Regions from separate parts of the Homo sapiens genome. Here region 1 is linked to region 2. A link is a contact called in ENCODE Hi-C or POLR2A ChIA-PET data. All regions are on one chromosome and are shown on one strand. Each heading gives the region's core, a stretch centred on a gene start or an enhancer-like site at or near the end of the contact. The rest is flanking DNA. Distances are from core to core; before and after follow the strand shown. Region 1 has its middle 51 kb from the start of CYP24A1. Region 2 overlaps LOC124904933 (a long non-coding RNA gene).

Region 1 (5,943 bases), core at 2,760-5,259, 380 kb after region 2:
GCCTGGGAAGCTGCGCCCCTGCTCTGGGGACAGCAGTTGTTCAGCTCCAGCCCACTGCTAAGAAGTGGAGGGAGGTCAGAGAATGAGGGCTTAGTATTGACAAACTGGCAAATGTTCCAATTTTAGAGAAGAAGCCAAGAATCCAAATACAAGTGTTCTTTTGAGTCAATTCAGTTTCTACAAACACTATTATGAAAGAAAGAAAGAAGAAAGAAAGAAAGAGAGAGAGGAGAGGAGAGGGAGAGAGAGGGAGGGAGGGAAGGAAGGAAAGAGGAAGGAAGGAAGGAAAGAAGGAAGGAAGGAAAAAAAGTAACAAAAAGGGAGGAAGGCAGGGAGAAGAAGGACAAAGCATCACATTTGGTAAAGGAAATGGGCTTTGGGGTCAGATATGCCTTGGCTGGTCTACTTGCTAGGCATGTACCTTGGGCAACAGATTTCGTTTCTCTAAATCTCATTTTATCATCTGTAAAATGGGAATAATACTAGAATGCACGTTTACCACCAGGATGTGGGTACTGAATGCGAATTAGATTTGCATCTCATTGTTAAAGTGCGGTGGCATTTCAAACCCAAACGGGAACTTGCAGATCAGATTCCAGTGCTTTCTGGAGCTAGAAAAATGGTATATATGGGCAAACGAGCCAGGTGGGGCCTGTGGCAGACTGGAGAGCTCAGACCCATCTCAAGGGGAAGCTGCTTGGCCAATTCTTGCCATCTGGGGATGTGGCCCATGTCAGACACATCTCCCATTTTAAACAGTAGTTAGGAATCTGGATTGTTTGTGAAATGTCTCATTTATGTTTTTAATCTTAGTAATAGATTCCAATTTTTGAAACTACAAACTGGGGCTGAATGATACATGCCTGTAAACTGGACAAGGCCCAGGTGGTCACCAGTTCATGGCCTGCTCTGAACAGAAGGCGAGTGTCTAGACAGTGTCTTCCTGTCTTATAGGTGCCCTGGTGGCATCTGTAGACATATCTGTAGTCCAACAGGGCTAAGTTCTTACAGATCAGGTTAGAATATTAATTTAGTGATATAGCTCATATAAGAAAATAAGAATTTTTTAATCAGTTGGGTCCTGGACATCGTGACTGGCAATGTCAGTCTGGAAACCGAAGATGTCACCAGGAAGAAAGGACAAAGATGTGTGAGGGATGGAGCAGGGAATAGACTGATTTTTTTTTTTTATGGAAAAGAATAAAAGAGGATGAAATAGAAGAACAAAAGATTCAGACATGCAAATCATAGTATTCTAGAGAAATTTCTAGGCCCAGAAATCATGAGGAAAATAATGTTAGTTTCTTTTTCCACCCTTTCCAATGAGATTTTTCATGAGGGTAGGAAAGTACTTCTCTTATAGAATTTTACAGCTGAATAGAACTAAAGAGACCTTTAGTTTTCAAGTTAAAACATTTTTTTTTAAAGTAAATAAAATAAGAACTGCAGTGAAGAAATGACTGGTCCATAGCCATGGCACATATGAAAATTCCAAATGTGTATGAGGTAAAGCTAGGGCTTTGCATGAGTGAGATAGACCAGGTGGGAGGTTCTACGGAATGGTGGAAACAGGCAAACAAGCCAAGGGTCTGGCCCGTCCAAGGGGGCTTTGTTACTCAGCTGTAGCCAGCTGTGCTAAGCAGAAAGTGGGCCCACCATAGACAGATCTAACTTTTTTTTTTTTTTTTTGGGATGGAGTCTCACTCTGATGCCCATGCTGGAGTACACTGGTGTGATCTTGGCTCACTGCACTCTCCATCTACCAGGTTCAAACAATTCTTCTGCCTCAGCCTCCCAAGTAGCTGAGAATACAGGTGCGCACCACCACGCCCAGCTAATTTTTGTATTTTTAGTAGAGACGGGGTTTCACCATGTTGGCCAGGCTGGTCTCAAACTCCGGACCTTAGGTGATCCACCCACCTGGGCCTCCCTAAGTGCTGGGATTACAGGCATGAGCCACTGCGCCCGACTGGCAACAGGTCTAACTTTTGAAGGCAAGAGAAAAATATCAACTTTGAGAATGCACTCCCTCAATTTTTAAAAGTTGTCAACAAATTCAAAAGTTTAAAACACATCATGCAAGCCAAAAAAGCCCATGTGAGGTCCACATTTGGCTGGGAACCTGCCAGTCTGTGACTTGCATTAAAGAATCTTCCAGCATCCCACACATTTTCTGACAAGGTAGTTCTCACCTCACTTCCTGTCAATGTTTACCTAAGTAAGGAATGCTTAGTGTGATCATTTTCTTAACTCTTTATCCTGAAGAAGGACCTTCAGTAAAGACAATATTTTAATATTTTACTTCGGTTTCCTATATTTTACTTTGGTTGCCTCCATTATTCACCAATTTGTGCTTGTTCAGCCAGAAATTCAGGAACCACAGGAAAGCTGTTGACTAAAGAAAACCTTAAACTTTCATCCCAGTTCTGTTCACTGTTTTTTATTAAAGAGTTTTCTTTTTATAGTAAACTAAAGAGAGGATGTTCAGAGTCCAGGTTCATGAGCTGCAGGGCTTTTTTTTTTTTTTTTTTTTTTTTTGCTCAGCAGAACCCCAAAAATAGAATTGCAAAAATACAATTTGGTAAATCTTTAATGCCCAAATACTACTCCTTCCCCTAACTAAGTCAGCCACTGGAACCATTTCTGCCTCTGCACATGACACTGACCAGGAGGCTAAGCCCATTATTTATGCACGGCTGATTTTATTTCTCAATTCATTTTGAGCATCTTTAATGCAAAACAACAAGAAAAACAGCAGCAAAACACCCAGCCTGATTATAAGCCTTTTCTCCTGACTTTTAATGCAAACTTGAAGAATGAGCCAGAGATGACTCATAAACTCATGAACTTCAGTTTCTGGTGAAGACCATCATTTAAGACAAAGTCAGTTCCCCAGACTGTGGGTTTCCCTATTTAGTGAACAAACATGTTTACTTTAAAATGCTAATCAAAAAAGTCCTTGAACAGACATTGTCTTCCCCAAAATTACTAAAATAGTTACCATGTTTCAAATTATTTAGAATAGGAAACTAAATTATAATAAAATAATTGAGGATAGAAATCTAACTGATTTTTCACCTATTAAAATTTGGGTCACAAATTATACACACACATATACACACACACGCACCTACACACACATGCATACACATCTCCAAAACACAAGATAGTAAGCACGGGAAAATTTGCCAAATGTCCTAGTGGATTGATCAACAAACAGCCCAGGTAATTCTGCATTTCTTCTTGGTCGAAGTCACTTTTTCTTCCCAACTTCTCACTCAGACTAGGTACAACTAAAATGTAGATAAGTAAGTCACTTTATCTGTGTTTTATTTAAGCAGTACGGTGGTTAGGTGCATGAATGCTACAGCCAGCATGCCTGGTTCGGATTCCTGGTTATGCCACTGTTATTGGTAGCTTAATGTGGAGTTGGTAAGACGGGGATGTGGAAATAGCAGTGTCAATTCGTAACTTGCTTAGGAGGATTAAATGAATGTATAGAACATTGCCTGGCCCTGTGTACAAATTCAAGACTTTGAGCTCAGTTAGTCTGGAGAGCTAGCAGATTCTTAACCTTTGAATCCCCAGCTAAAAACCCTGTCCTGACGAACGTTCATGCACATTTTGACGGCCTTTCAGAGATGCTCAGGCCTTCTCTGCCTCCCTTACTCCCCAGGCTAAGGTCCTCTACTCTAGAAAACACCTAAAGGAACCTGGGGATGTGAGTTACATATGAAAACCACTTTAGTCCTCCTAAGGACACCATACATATTTTCTGAGCCATGGCAAAATCAATAGGTAAACAGGTATTGTTAGAGGGAACTAGGCCTGGTTCCTTTTTCAATGGGGTTTGAAAGTTGTATTTTGTTTATTAGGAAGGAAAGAAGTGGACCTTTCCAGTGGGTGATTCATCATCTGGTTCCTTCAGGGGAAGAGAGGGAGTGACTAGAGAGGATTGATGTCCAGCCTGGGGCCTGCTTTGCTCAACAGGGACCTCATGAAGGCAGGCTTCTTCCTCCTGACATTTCCAGCACTCCTCACGGGCACTCTGGAGAGGGATCTCTGAATCATCGCTGTGTCTAGACACATCAAAGGGCAAGCTGCCTGTTTCTCAGGCTCACCAAACCCAGTCAGGAGCACTAACGTGGCAGGTCTCCCTCTGAATCACTCAGACCAGAGGGAGGGCGCTGAGAGGTGAGCAGGTTCACCCGGCTGTATTCGCTCTTGGGCGAGGGCAACATTCCTCCCTGGGGAATGCAAAGTCATGTTGCCTCTTGCCAAAGCCAGTCAGGTAAGGAGACACTGTTGATTTTGTCTCTGCTTCCTGGTGCCAGAGCAGACCAAGCAGGGCTTTGAAGATGTTGATTAGACGTAAGCCTTGACGAGGAATGTGACTGTCATTCAACAGTGTAGGCACTCAGTAAATACCCGGGGCATGAATTCAAGGGAACGCTACCTTGCAAAATGGGCCACTCACTTCAGACAAGTAATTGAAAGAAACATTTAAAAATTCCAAGAGCAGGAAAGATAAAATAATTGCTTTGGGTTGCTCTTCGGAAGCCTAATGCAACATACAGTTAAGTTTTAGACTTCCTGACTATTCTTCACAAATTTCTTTTCTTCAAACTCATGTTGTTCTTATATCTGAATGTTCTACTGCATACTCTAATAGATTTGATTTCAACCACATCCCACACAAAATCATATTTACACACACACACACACATACATATACACATATGTATATGTATGCAGTTGATTATGGACATAGTTTTCTGCTTTGCAGATACTTTATTAAACATCTATTATATGTGATATTGATATTTCCTTTTCACATGTTAGAAATATTTTGTTTTCCGGTCTCAACCATTTTTTTTTTTTGAAACGGAGTCTTGCTCTGTCACCCAGGCTGGAGTGCAGTGGCACGATCTCGGCTCACTGCAGCCTCTGTCTCCCGGGTTGAAGCGATTCTCCTGCCTCAGTCTCCCAAGTAGCTAGTATTACAGGTGCCCGCTTGGCTAATTTTTTTATTTTATTTTTATTAGAGATGGAGTTTCATCGTGTTGGCCAGGCTGGTTTTGAACTCCTGACCTCAAGTGATCCGCCCACCTCGGCCTCCCAAAGTGCTAGGATTACAGGCGTGAGCCACCCCGCCAGGCCAGGTCTTAACCATTTTTGTAGGCCCTGTGAAATTCTGATCCTGAATTAAATAGCCCTAAGATTGTAGAAATGAATAACCTTTAATGGAGTGTATGCTTTTTATGGCCTCATCAATAAATGAATTTATTCCTGACGTTCTTCTAAGGCTAATCACTCCAAAGGATTTCAGAGTTTATCTACTTGAGGTTATTTACTTGATACATTGAGGTGGTTCCATCCTGTAACTGGTTAAGTGGATAGTGTACTGTTTGGGGCTGTTGAAGGGAGGAATGTAGCTTTCATTTTCTAAGCACCGCAAGAGAAATGGAGAGGAGGTCCTGTGTGTGCCCTGAGATCCCGAAAGGGGAATTATGAACTGCGAGGAGCATGTGCTTCAAATCGTTTGCAAATTTGGGCCAATGAGATGCTCTTTAAAATGTCATCCTCAAAAGAGGGCATCCCATTCATGGGTCTCTGTATGAGCAGCCCTAAAAAGCAAAGAGCCAGCATGGTAGCTCCTGCCTGTAATCCCAGCACTTGACGAGGCTGAGGTGGGAGGATCGCTTGAGCCCAGGAGTTCAAGGCCAGCATGGGCAACATAGTGAGACCCCATCTCTACACAAAACTTAAAAATTAGCAGGGCATGGTGGAGTGCACCTGTAGTCCCAGCTACCTTAGGAGGCTGAGGCAGGAGGCTCCCTTGAGCCCAGGAGGTCGAGGCTGCAGTGAGCTGTGATTGTGCCGCTGCACTCCAGCCTGGGCAACACAGCAAGACCTTGTCTCAAAGAAAAAGAGCAGACTTTC
Region 2 (6,077 bases), core at 2,007-4,506:
AAAAACAACCATCCCCAGGACCTGCCTCTCAGGCTGCATCCTGACCCTCCTGACATTTCTCAAATACAGCAGCAGACCTCAATACTTTTTACAAAAATCACCAAAAGCTAATCAACAACAGGCAGATAGCCCATGTCAGCCGTTGTTTCATGTGCTATTTCAGCTCCGTGTGTATTTTTTCACCCTCCCAGATGAAAATACAGTAATTAACTCCATACAGAGGGGGGATGGAGGGAGGAAACTCCCTTTTTTTTTTCCCTTCCCCTAGACTTGAAAAGAAATTCTGGCAGATAATTTGGCTGAACATGAAAAGGGAGAGGCTGCTTACAGCCGCCCAGATAAAGTGCTAGGTTGGTGAGGCTTTGCGGGCTAAGTTGGTTATTTCACGCCATGAAAAGCAGACATTTATCTGTTCCCATGGAGATGTGATTTCTACTAGTCAATCAGGCACTGGGGAGGTCAGACAATAGCCAGTGGTTCCCTTTTTCATCTCAAGAGACAGTCCATTCCTGTTCTATTGTAACATTTCACCTACATTTAAAGGAATCTAAATGATCTCTCCGAAATACCTGCAGACGCAGCCATTATATTTTCAAGTGATCAAAATTAGCAGACATTCCAGCTGCCTCAGAGGTAGACGGGGCGTGCCCCCCACCCCCCAGTTTCAGATCATAGGTTGTTCCAGCACCATCCTTATTTGGATAATTTTGGCTTCCACACTTGATCCTTCCCTCCTGAATAAAATAATAAGGTCATAAATTACATGTTAAAATTTGGGGAGTGGGCAGAGGACTTCAAACAGAACATCGCGGGAGCAAGAGAACGCTGCCCAGAAGAGAGCAAAGCCCAGAACTACTGCAAGTTTGATAAACTGTAAACTTTGTTCCCGGTCACAGGACTGGGAACCGCCTGAAAACTGCACATGCAGAAATGATTAGGGCTGTTATTTGATCTTCAGTGTTTGCTATCAATCCCAGAAAGCAGATCATGTCTATTTGCCAAATATGTTTATTTCAGTAGGTGAATTGCAGTGTAAGCACCTAGAAACTAGGATTCACATAAGGACTTTGAAAATGATCTCCGAAGTGTCTCTTTTTCCCGCATCATTTTCACACATGCCTAAGGCAGAAGAAAACGTAACGGGGGTGGGGGGCCTTCTTCGAGCTAATTGAGAAGCAAGAGGCTATTTCCATGGGATCCCATTTGAAAACGCTGTCTGAGAGGCTTTTCCAACTCTCAGAGCATATTTGAGACGCAGACTGTCAAATGTGACTTACACAGAAGGCCGTTCACAGGATGGCAGCGTAACAGAAAACAGCAGACAGGCAAGGCCATTAAGTAACTTCATGCTTGTTAATGGGAGTCACTCAAGTGCAGCTCAACTGCGCAAGGCAGGAAAGTAAACACAAATACGACTCCTGGTTTGCCACAAGCCCGGCCTCTGTAGTGAGAGAGCTGTGACTGCGTTTCCAGCTCCTTGAAGGCAGAGAGACTCCTGCCTTTCGGGGCGGGCGGGCTGGAACAAAGACACCAACGGGGCCACCTCGGAAAGTCTTTTTGAGCAGTTTCAGCAAATAGCATTTAAGGGAAGGGAAAAAAACTCCAATGTACTCAATAAGGTACAGTATAATATCCCATTATTGAGGAGCCAAAAAGCAGGGATTTACCGCAAACGTTTTTGGGAGCTCGATTTCTCTGGAAAGACAGGGCACGCATTTCTCATGTATCGTGGGCCAGTATTTGACCATTTCCTGTGACCATTTCTTTACATAATTTTCTCAGTTTAGTTTTTAAAAATTAAAATAGAAGTCATACCTAATCTCTTTAAAACGTTCAAACAGTATAAAATTAAGGTAAAGGAGTTGAAGTTCCTCATTCCTTTTGCTCACTCCCACGCAGCTCATGATCTCACCAGAGATAGCTAATAACTACTTTTTAACAGTGTGAAACATATTTTCCAGACGTTTTCCATAAAATGCACATATACAAATACACATGCTTTGTTTTAAATACACCACTGGTATCATATTTATAGACACTGTTATACAACTTGCTTTTTTCACTTTGAGTATCGATCATGGACAATTTCCAATGTAGGTATTTTTCTAGTGAGCTATAAATTTTGGGGAACCATGTCATACATGCTCCTGGGGAAAATTCAAATTATAGGGCTTGTGGGGAAGGGTGGGTCTCCCTCCTCCCCCGCAGACAATGACTATTAGCAGTTTGTAGTGTCTCATGCCAGAAATAGTCCACGCATAGATCAGCATATATGCATATCGAACGCTCACACCTTTCTTTGTCTTTACACAAGTATCTTTCAGCTTGCATTTTCCACTTAAATCTCTTGGACAGCACTCTGTGTTAGAAAAACTTGATGTTTTAAGTGGTGGCATAGTATTTCTTTAAATGGTATTCCTTAATGTATTTCACTTGCCCTTTTTCACAGACTTTTTGGTGGCTTTCAGTGTTTGCTTCTACAAACAGTGCTACAATAAGTAGTCTGGTGTGTACCCAGTGATTCTCTGCTCAAACACACTCACTCCTTTCTGAAAGCGACTCCTATTACACCACACCTGTCCTAAAGTTGCTGTAATCCAAAGAAAAATGGATCGAATTAACTTTTTTTTTAAAACGAGGGTTTTAAGCAGAACATTATTAACCCATTAAAAATCTGTGATAATAAACTCGTGCCCTTTCCTGTGGTTTTTAGTCTCTCCTTCAGCTTGAGAGTAAGAGATTCATGAAAATGAAAAGAAAAAGTCTATCCCATCCTCACCTCCTCATCCCCTATCAGCCATGTCAAGATCACTACATAGCATCCCATGCCTGCTTATTACAAATGCATACTTCACACTGAGTAATTCCTTTCCATCTACTCCTTTCATCTTGGGCTCAGAGAAAGATCGCAGCTCACGCTTACAACTTAGGTGCAGACTTCTGCTCTTTTTTTGTGTGCAGGAGTAAAGCCACTGGGGATTTAGAACAAAGTGTGTCCTTGGAAAGAAGTGGGTAGAATTTTGTGTGTGCAGTAGGTGGGGGAGGGAACCCCCTCCCGAGGGAGGAGTTCGATTTCATTATACAGTTGGAAACCCGGTGAAATCATGTATACGACTGGATCTTTTCGCTCAGCGAGTGAGGTCTTTTTGTTCTTTGTCTTGCAGTGTGTACAGCAAATTTCTGTTGTGCCTGGGAAGAAGGAAATTTGAGTTAAAGAGGAGGCCCGCTCCATATGCCTTGTCACAAGTACACTCACTGAAACATTAATTCACGAAGAGATTGCAACAAGACCAAAACGAAAGAGGAACAGGGCCTGACAATGTTCAGAGAAGGAAAACCGAAGAAGTAACCATCCCCAAGTTAAAAATGACGTGGGGATGAAAAAATAGGTTGCCTGTTGTATTTGTCATTGAAATGCACAATCTTGTTTACTGTTTATCTTGAGACTCTGGGAGCTCTCCTGCTGCTTAGGAAAAAAGAGGCAAAGGTTTAGGAAGAAATGCTAGTCATAAGAAAGAGAGGCATTAGAAACCCTAGAGAGAATGGGAGGTGTAAATAGTATGTGGGCATTTGGCAATCACCACAAAGAAATGGGAGACAAAGGCAAGTGTCTGATGCCAGAAATCCTAAAAACTTGAGTGGAAAACCCAGACACAATAAAAATGTCCAAAAGAAAAAAAAGGCAAAATCCCATGAGATCTTTTTTTTTCTCTGTGATGTTACCTAATGGAGAAAATAAAGGTGGGTTTTGCCACAGTGATCATGGTGCCGTATCCTAAAGGAAGTAGCTTCATGATAAGCCTTCAGAGGCTCTCTCCAGGCCAGCCCCAGCCTTAGGACAAAATGGGACAATCTTGGGGGACAATTTCTTTCTCCAAAAAGGGGATGAGATTGGGCAGAAGAAACACTTGCAGGGCAGAGTTATTATCTCTCTCCCCGAAGAGTTTAATCAATTGTGGTCATTTACAGATCTCTGTCGTTGTCCTTTTCTCTCTCCCTCTTTCTTTTTCTTTCTTTCTTTCTTTCTTTCTTTCTTTCTTTCTTTCTTTCTTTCTTTTTCTTTCTTCTTTCTTTCTTTTTCTTTCTCTCTCTTTCTTTTTTTCTTTTCTTCTTTCTTTCTGATGACTTTGCCTTGAAAGGAATTGCTTAGGAAAGAGGGAAAAGGCATTTTTAGTCAAAAGCTAAGCTAAGATCAAATTAAATCGGGCAATGGAAACCTCCTCTGGAGGCTGTGCAGTAGAGTGTGACACCTCCTAATTTCATGACTTGGGCAGATTGCTTCATTTTCCTACTGTAAAAAAAAGGAAAACGATAATAACAGGTAATGTTTATTGAACTCCTACATGGAATAAGTATTTTATACACAGATCCATTTCACCCTCTGAATCTAATGAGGTAGTATAATTATTATCTCCGTTTTATAGATGAGTGGAGGCTCAGATCACCCAGCTAGAAAATGGAGATAGAATATAATTCTAGATCAGGGGTTAGCAATGACCGCCTGAGGGCCAAATTCTGCTCAGTATGTGTTTTTGTAAATAAAGTTTTATTGGAACCTAGACTTATTTGCTTATATATGGCCTGTGGCTGTTTTTCAGCTGTAATAGCAGACACTGTATGACCCATGAAACCCAAAAATTTACTCTTTACAAAAACCTTTACAGATTTTTGATCTAGATTATCCTAGCCCGTGCTCTTAATCTCACATATGTCCTGCTCCAAAAATACCTTTTTTTTTTTTTTTTTTGAGGTGATGTCTCCCTCTGTAGCCCAGGCCGGAGTGCAGTGGTGTGATCTTAGCTCACTGCATCTCCACCTCCCAGGTTCAAGCCATTCTTGTGCCTCAGCCTCCCAAGTAGCTGGGACTACAGGCCTGTACCACCACGCCCGGCTAATTTTTGTCTTTTTGGTAGAGATGGGGTTTCTCCATGTTGGCCAGGCTGGTCTCGAACTCCTGACCTCAAGTGATCCACCAGCCGCGGCCTCCCACAGTGCTGGGATTACAGGTGTGAGCCACCACGCCTGGCTAGAAAAATGCCTCATTTTAAAAATGTGATGCTGACCAGGAAAAACAAAACTAAAATGTCAAAAGTAATAATAGTTATTAGATAACTGAATCTATTAGGGGTCCAGGAAAATTAAAAACAAAACAAAGTTTTTAAAATTTGTGTTCCCCCTTTCTCCTTTTTTTCCGCCAAAACTTGAAAATGTTTATATCCTGAATTTACAACAAAGGAAAAACCTTTTCTGCCTCATCAGCTTTATTGAAACTACATATAAATGCTTATCTAAAAACCAAAAGTATATGCTAGGGAAATTTCCAAAATAATGAAAAAAATGGTTTTCCAGAAGACAAACATTATTTTTCATATATATTATTTTATTTATTTATTTATTCCGATAAGCATTTTGCACTTATTTATTTATTTATTGACACAGGGTCTCACTCTGTTGCCCAGGCTGGAGTGCAGTGGCAAAATCATGGCTCACTACAGCCTCGACCTCCTGGGCTTAAGTGATCCTCCTGCCTCAGCCTCTGGAGTAGCTGGGACTACAGACATGCACATCACCCCACCTCACATATATGTTATTGGCAAAATTGCAAGTAGAATACATTGTTAAAGTAAGAAGCTTCCATGTTTGAATGTGATATTTACAGATAGGTAAACTGGGGATTGGCTCTTGGAAATTGATTCGTGTTGCCATGTGAGCTAAATTGCTGTTTTCAGTGTTCTAATATGGCTTAATTTTTCATGGGTTTCCAGGATCGATGAATGTAGCCACATAACATATCCAGGTTTTAAAAATGTTAGTGAACAAGATTAATAATAGTATCTTCTGTCTGGGCACACTGGCTCACGCCTGTAATCCTAGCACTTTGGCGGCTGAGATGGGAGGATTTCTTGAGGCCAGGAGTTCGAGACCAGCCTGGTCAATAGAGTGAGACTCCTTCTCTATTTATAAAAAGAAAATTTAAGGCCGGGCATGGTGGCTCACACCTATTATCCCAGCACTTTGGGAGGCCGGGGCAGGCAGATCACTTGAGGTCAGGAGTTTGAGACCAGCCTGGCCAACAT

What was found. A loop is a pair of places that touch in the nucleus more often than their neighbours do. ChIA-PET counts read pairs that join two places held with the same protein, here RNA polymerase II (POLR2A). Pooled maps may share reads with other maps.
Region 1: a map of PC-9 shows a loop between it and region 2 (4-fold over the local background). The contact joins two enhancer-like sites. A Hi-C loop is called at or near these places in 1 of 168 maps with a recorded cell type or tissue (PC-9) and 1 of 50 pooled maps. POLR2A ChIA-PET finds 5 or more read pairs at or near these places in 1 of 52 experiments (HepG2).

Annotation. Positions count from the first base shown.
Region 1 is chr20:54,119,627-54,125,569 of GRCh38, forward strand. No RefSeq gene overlaps it. Among named protein-coding and RNA genes, the nearest start is that of CYP24A1, 51 kb to the right of the region's middle. RefSeq lists an enhancer at 3,928-4,733. Within about 2 kb of position 4,010, at least 18 of the 41 ENCODE cell types and tissues checked have a DNase peak (open chromatin) inside an H3K27ac peak, as active enhancers do.
Region 2 is chr20:53,737,240-53,743,316 of GRCh38, forward strand. LOC124904933 (a long non-coding RNA gene) reads left to right here. Exons shown (of 2, transcript XR_007067660.1): 1 at 1-1,619; 2 at 3,165-4,561. Among named protein-coding and RNA genes, the nearest start is that of ZNF217, 150 kb to the left of the region's middle. RefSeq lists enhancers at 1-152, 153-1,056 and a silencer at 3,331-3,625. Within about 2 kb of position 3,257, at least 9 of the 41 ENCODE cell types and tissues checked have a DNase peak (open chromatin) inside an H3K27ac peak, as active enhancers do.